Regions from separate parts of the Homo sapiens genome. Here region 2 is linked to region 1. The links are chromatin loops, found by intact Hi-C in ENCODE. Cell type or tissue: OCI-LY7. All regions are shown on one strand. Each heading gives the region's core, and the rest is flanking DNA. Links, peaks and the distances in the headings are about the cores only. Region 1 has its middle 29 kb from the start of SNRPB2. Region 2 has its middle 73 kb from the start of OTOR.

Region 1 (2,923 bases), core at 169-2,668:
GGATTTACAGAAGCAGGAACTGAAGACAAAGCAGGAGGTCTTCAAAATAACTCTCAGAGAAGCTTCTTTGATGAGCTGAGGCAATTCAGCAACTTCGGCACTGCGCACTCGTGCTCATAAATCGCCAGTATTTGCAGGCGTTGCAAGATGTCTCCCAATATGCAGTTAAAAAAACATTCTCACTGCAGTAGCACTAAAGATCTACTGCCAGTTATTTTGCTTCAGTACCTTGCATCTTAAGGGACAATTTGATTTTTGCAGTTGATTATTGGGTGCACACAGGTTTAAAAAGGCTAAATATTGAACTACTCCAAAAAGAATCTTAGGAAAGTCATTTCCCTATTCGAGAAACCTTTGAAGACTAAAATATGTTCTTTAACCTCTGAAAGTGAGAGAGTCTAAAGCTGATGTGAACCTAGGCTGTGCACGTGAATCTCCTGGAGAGTTTTAGAAAACCTCATGCCTGTATCCACTACCCTATAGATTCTGATTTCAGTGGCCTGGCCTGGGTATTTGGATTTTTAAAGACTCTCCAGGAGAGTCTCATGCACAGTCAAGTTGGAAATTTTGAAACCTTGATACTCAAAGTATGGTCGATCTGTAGGCCAGCAGCATCAGCATCCCTGAGTACTTGTTAAAAATACGGAATTTCACCCCAGATTCACGGAATCAATCTGTGTTTTAACAAGATCCCCAGGTGATTCAATGGTGCAGCCAAGGTTGAGACCATCTAGAACCTAGAAAATAATCTGAGAAGCTGTCCTTATGAAAGACACCACGCCGTCTTCCTTATTTCCATTTAAAGGTGGTTTTTGCCTCTCCTTCCCCATATCTAGTTAGGTATCAAGTTCTGTTGATTTTCCTTTCAAATCAAATCTCCCTGTGTCTCACAATGTCCAGAATTCCCTAATGTCAGGGTATTTGCTGCAGCAGCCTCCAGGCCCCCAACCCCTTCCATCTCCCTTGCAGGTTACTGATAGAATAAGTCCTTTAATTTCCTCTGCTCAATGACATTCCTGGCCCCGGTTTCCTACACATCTCAAATGTGCATCTCTCTCTGTCTGACTCCAAGGCCGTCCCTCACCTGGCTCCTGGTGACCTGTCGAACCTGATTTCCCACTGCTTTCCTAATGGTTCTCTCTGGCTTCAGCCTGTCTTTTCACCCAGACACAAGGTGCCAGCCCAGACTTCTCTCTCTTGGCTCCTGGAAAGCCATGTGCTTTCAGTCTTCCATTTGCCTCTCCAAACCTCATTCATCCTCCCAGGCTGCTTTCTTTTGCTTTGATGCCTCCAGTAATTATAATCTGAACGATTAATTATTAGCTTCACATCATATTGGTCATCAATTTTCATGCACATAGAACCAAGCTGAGCATGAAGGGCTAAAACAGAATGAAATGTAGCGTGGAGATGAACCCAGGCACTCCCTGTTCAAGATAGGCCTGGCCTCTTCAAGAAGGCACCCTGGTTGTGACCACATCTTTCTGCACTTAGGGCAGGCCTAGTGGTTTTGCCTCTTCCATTGGACTCTTGGCCTTCAGGTTGGTCTTGTAGCCTCTCTGGATTAAGTGTTATCATCACATCCAGCAGTTGGGTCCTGGTGCTACCTGTGGGTAGACCATCATGCCACATGGTGGCAGTGCAGATGGATAAGAGAGGCAGGAAGAATATGTAATAATAGCAATAGTTTAGGGGTTTCTACGTGCCAAGCACAATTCTGAGTGTTTCATATGTGATTCTTTAATTTTTTTAATTTTTAATTTAATTAATTAATTTATTTTTCTGAGACGGAGTCTCGCTGTGTCACCCAGGCTGGAGTGCAGTGGCACAATCTCGGCTCACTGCAACCTCCGCCTCCCAGGTTCAAGAAATTCTCCTGCCTCAGCCTCCCAAGTTAGCTGGGACTATAGGCATGCATCACTACACCCAGCTAATTTTTTGTATTTTTAGTAGAGATGGGGTTTCACCATGTTGGCCCGGCTGGTCTCCTGACCTCAGGTGATCTGCCTACCTTGGCCTCCCAAAGTGTTGGGATTACAGGTGTGAGCCACTGCACCTGGCTTGATTCTTTTATTTTAAAAAGCCCTTTTACTATAAAATAAAACATAGATACCAGAAAATCATGAAGTTTTATAAGGCAATACCTGTGCAAACAGCCAGATCAAGGGACAGAACCTCACTAAGAACCCTAGCACCTTTCTGATGCATCCCATCCTAATCAGAGTCCCCTATTTCCCTTCCCCCAAGAAACAAACTCATCATTTTGATTTTTTAAAAATTATGGTAAAACACATAACAAAATTTACCATTTTAACCATTACCGAGTGTACAATTCAGTGTCATTAAGTACATTCACACTATTGTACAACCATCAACACCACCCATCCCCAAAACTGCTTTTATCATCTCAAATTGAAACTCCCATTACCCATTACACAAGAACGTTCCATTCCCCTCCCCCACATACTTAGTAACCACCATTCTGTCTACTGTGTCTATGAATTTGACTACTCTAGGTACCTCATCTAAGCAGAATTATATAGTGTTTATCCTTTTTGTGACTGGCTTATTCACTTAGTATAGTATCTTTAAGGTCCATCTGTGTTGTAGCATGTGTTAGAATTTCTTTCTTTATAAGACTGGATAACATTCTATTGTATGCACATGGCCCATTCTGTTTGTTCATTCCTCTGTCAGCGGACACTTGGGTTACTTCTACCTTTTGACTGTCATGAATAATGCTGCTGTGAACATGGATGTCCAAATATCTACTATGATTTACTATTTATACTTTTATCATCCAATTTTGCATCTGCAACCAAGCACTTTGTTTGGTCCCAACTCTTCCTTAAAACTGATATTCCTTTTAATTCAATTTTAATCTTCAGTTTTTTGTTTTTTTTTTTTTGAGATGGAGTCTTAC
Region 2 (2,923 bases), core at 122-2,621, 120 kb after region 1:
GACGGCTTCACTCATGACTCATGTATCTCGCACCTTGGAAAGCTGAGATCACCTGGGACCCTAGAATGGAGAACCTACATGTGACATCTCCAAAAAAGTGACCTCAGGCTAGTCATATTTCTCCCATGGTGGTCCAGGGCTCCCAGAGTGAGCACTCTAACAGGAGATAAATTGCAGTATAAGAGCATATCTTATACTCTTATAAACCCTGGATAAAAGATGCAGGGTTTCTTATGACCTAGCTCATAAGTCCTAGGACATCAATTTCACCACACTCTATTGGTCAAGCAAATCATAAGAGCAGCCCAGATTCAAAGAGAGGGAAATGAGACTTGACCTATTAATGGCCAGAGTAGCAAAGAACTTGTGATTATCTTTATTCTCTTATACAGACTTACACCTGGGTTATAAATACTAGTGACACTTCAGACTAAGGTGTCATGTAATATACTATTGTTTAGCTCTGGATAAACACATTTCTGTGTACTCTCATGTCCTATGGCTTAATCTTATAGTAACCATATAATAATCATTAAAAGAATTATTCTCTTGACTTAATTGAAGAACACCTGAGAGTTTTTTTCTGGCCACAATATTTTTCTCAGATCACTCAAAGGTCAGGCTGGAAAAGCTAGGTACCAATGCTTGCCGAAGGGGCTCTCAGCTAATTATGGATAGGAGGTGGGGAATAAATGCCCCACTTACTTGCTCCTAAGGTAGGACAGCTCTAAAATCATACCACGTCTCTTTAGGATGCAATTGGACCATTCATAATTTAAAGGGTCATTGACCTGATGTTGAATAAAGTGAGCCTTGCTTTTTTTCAAGGGATTTGTTCAAGGTCACATGGCGAGTAGGTGTAGCAATGGGTCAAGACTGGAACTCTGGGTCTTCTGACTCCTGGGTCACTGTTCTTGCCTCTGCAGGTGCTGTAGGGTATTGAGCTGGTTGCCTTAGCTTTTACTCTTGCCTGTGTGCACACCAGTATGACTGGATGACACAATCAAGATGCGTTAATGTACACCCAACACACTCATACATACTTGACGCCAATAAGTAACCTGCCTTGGTCAGTTCACTGATCAAGGCTAGAGAATATCCTAGAAACCATGAAATGAAAGATTGTCCATCTCACATGATTCATGGTTTTTTTTGTTTGTTTCCTTTTTAAACTGGATGACTTATCTAGACACACCTCTGGGTGCTTGGATTCTCGCTCGGCACTGGTGTTTGTGCCTGCCATGTGGGACGTGTAGGCAGGCCTGCACAGTCTGGTCCAGCCCCTCCCATCTTGCCCCAAGCCCATCTAGGGCTAAGGCAAGGGAGAGCTTCTCCCAGTAAATAAGGATCAAGTATATGCCCAGCAGCAATGGCCGCATCCAGCTCTTACCCAGGAACGCCATCTACTGGCTGGTAAGCTGAACTGCACAGCCTGATATAAAACCTGCCAAAAGAAATCCACGGGGCTATAGAAGCAGAAAAAAAGACCCTATCCAGCATTCTCTACAGTCACAGCCCCTGGTCGGGGGTGGGGGGTTAAAGTAAAGGGAAATAAAAAAAAATATAGGAAATAAAAGAAAAAGTCCTACCTGTGCCAAAATAATTACAAAAATTAGAATACCAGCATCTCCAGATGAGAAGGAACCAGCTCAAGAATTCTAGCACCATGAAAAATCTGAATGAAATGGCACCACCAAAGGATGCCACTAGCCCTCCAACAACGGTCCCTAACCAAAGTGGAAACTTAGAGATGACAGGTAAAGAATTCAAAGCATGAATTGCAAGGAAGCTCCATGAGATCTATGACAATGTTGAAAATCAACACAAAGAAACCTCTAAAATCCAGGAAATGGAGGAAGAGATAAACACCTTAAAAAGAAATCAGCCAGAGCTTCTGAAATTAAAAAGCTCACTTAAAGAATTTCAAGATACAATTAGAAGCTTTATGAATACACTAGCAGAAGAAAGAATTTATCGATAAACAAGCAGAAGAAAGAATTTCTGAGCTTGAAGAGCAGTCTTTCAACTGAGTCAGACAAAAATGGAAAAAAAAGAATTTTTAAAAACGAAGTCTTTGAGAAATATGGGATTATGTAAAGTGACCAAACCTATGAATTGTCTCTGAGAGAGAAGGAGAAAAAGTAAACAACCTAGAAAACATATTTGAAAGAATAATACAAGAAAATTTCCTTAATCTTGCTATAGAGAGATAAAAATCTAGATACAAGAAATCCATAGAACACCTGTGAGATACCATACAAAGTGAACATTACCAAAGCATATAGTTACCAGACTGTCCGAGGTCAATGCTAAAGAAAAAATCTTGAATGTAGCTAGAGAAAAAGGGCAGATAAAACACAATGGGAACTGCATTAGGCTAACAATGAACTTCTCAGCAGAAACCTTACAAGCAAGGAGAGATTGAGGGCCTATTGTCAGTATTCTTAAAGAAAAAAATTCCAACCAAGAATTTCATATCGCACTAAACTAAGCTTCATATGTGAAGGAGAAATAAAATCTTCTGCAGGCAATCAAGTGCTAAGGGAATTTGTTACCACTGGATCAGCCTTATAAGAGATCCTTAAGTGATTTCTAAACATGGAAACAAAAGAATGATATGTGCTATCACAAAAACACACTTAAGTATATAACTCACAGACCCTACAAAGCAACCATACAATAGAAACCATAAAGCAACCATCTAACAATTTCATGTTAGGATAAAAAAAATCATATATCAGTATTAAACTTGAAGTAAATGGTTTAAATGCCCCACTTAAAAGGCACAGAGAGGCAAGTTGGATAAAAAACAAGATCCATCTGTTTGCTGTGTTCAAGAGACATATCTCACATGTAATGACACCAATAGGCTCAAAGTAAAGGGCTGGAGAAAGATCTATCATGCAAATGGAAAACGAACAAG

What was found. Peaks named below come from ENCODE experiments on the same cell type or tissue, not always from the same donor. Only the 100,000 strongest peaks of a DNase experiment are listed, where the experiment ranks them.
Region 2: it touches region 1 in a loop (4-fold over the local background); 2 of 110 quality-filtered maps call a loop at or near these places.

The regions. Positions count from the first base shown.
Region 1 is chr20:16,699,872-16,702,794 of GRCh38, forward strand. No RefSeq gene overlaps it. Among named protein-coding and RNA genes, the nearest start is that of SNRPB2, 29 kb to the right of the region's middle. In OCI-LY7, for the core only: a CTCF peak has its summit at 1,618 (motif pointing right); a DNase peak (open chromatin) is centred at 1,610.
Region 2 is chr20:16,820,263-16,823,185 of GRCh38, forward strand. No RefSeq gene overlaps it. Among named protein-coding and RNA genes, the nearest start is that of OTOR, 73 kb to the left of the region's middle. In OCI-LY7, for the core only: CTCF peaks have their summits at 1,425 (motif pointing left) and 1,624; a DNase peak (open chromatin) is centred at 1,399.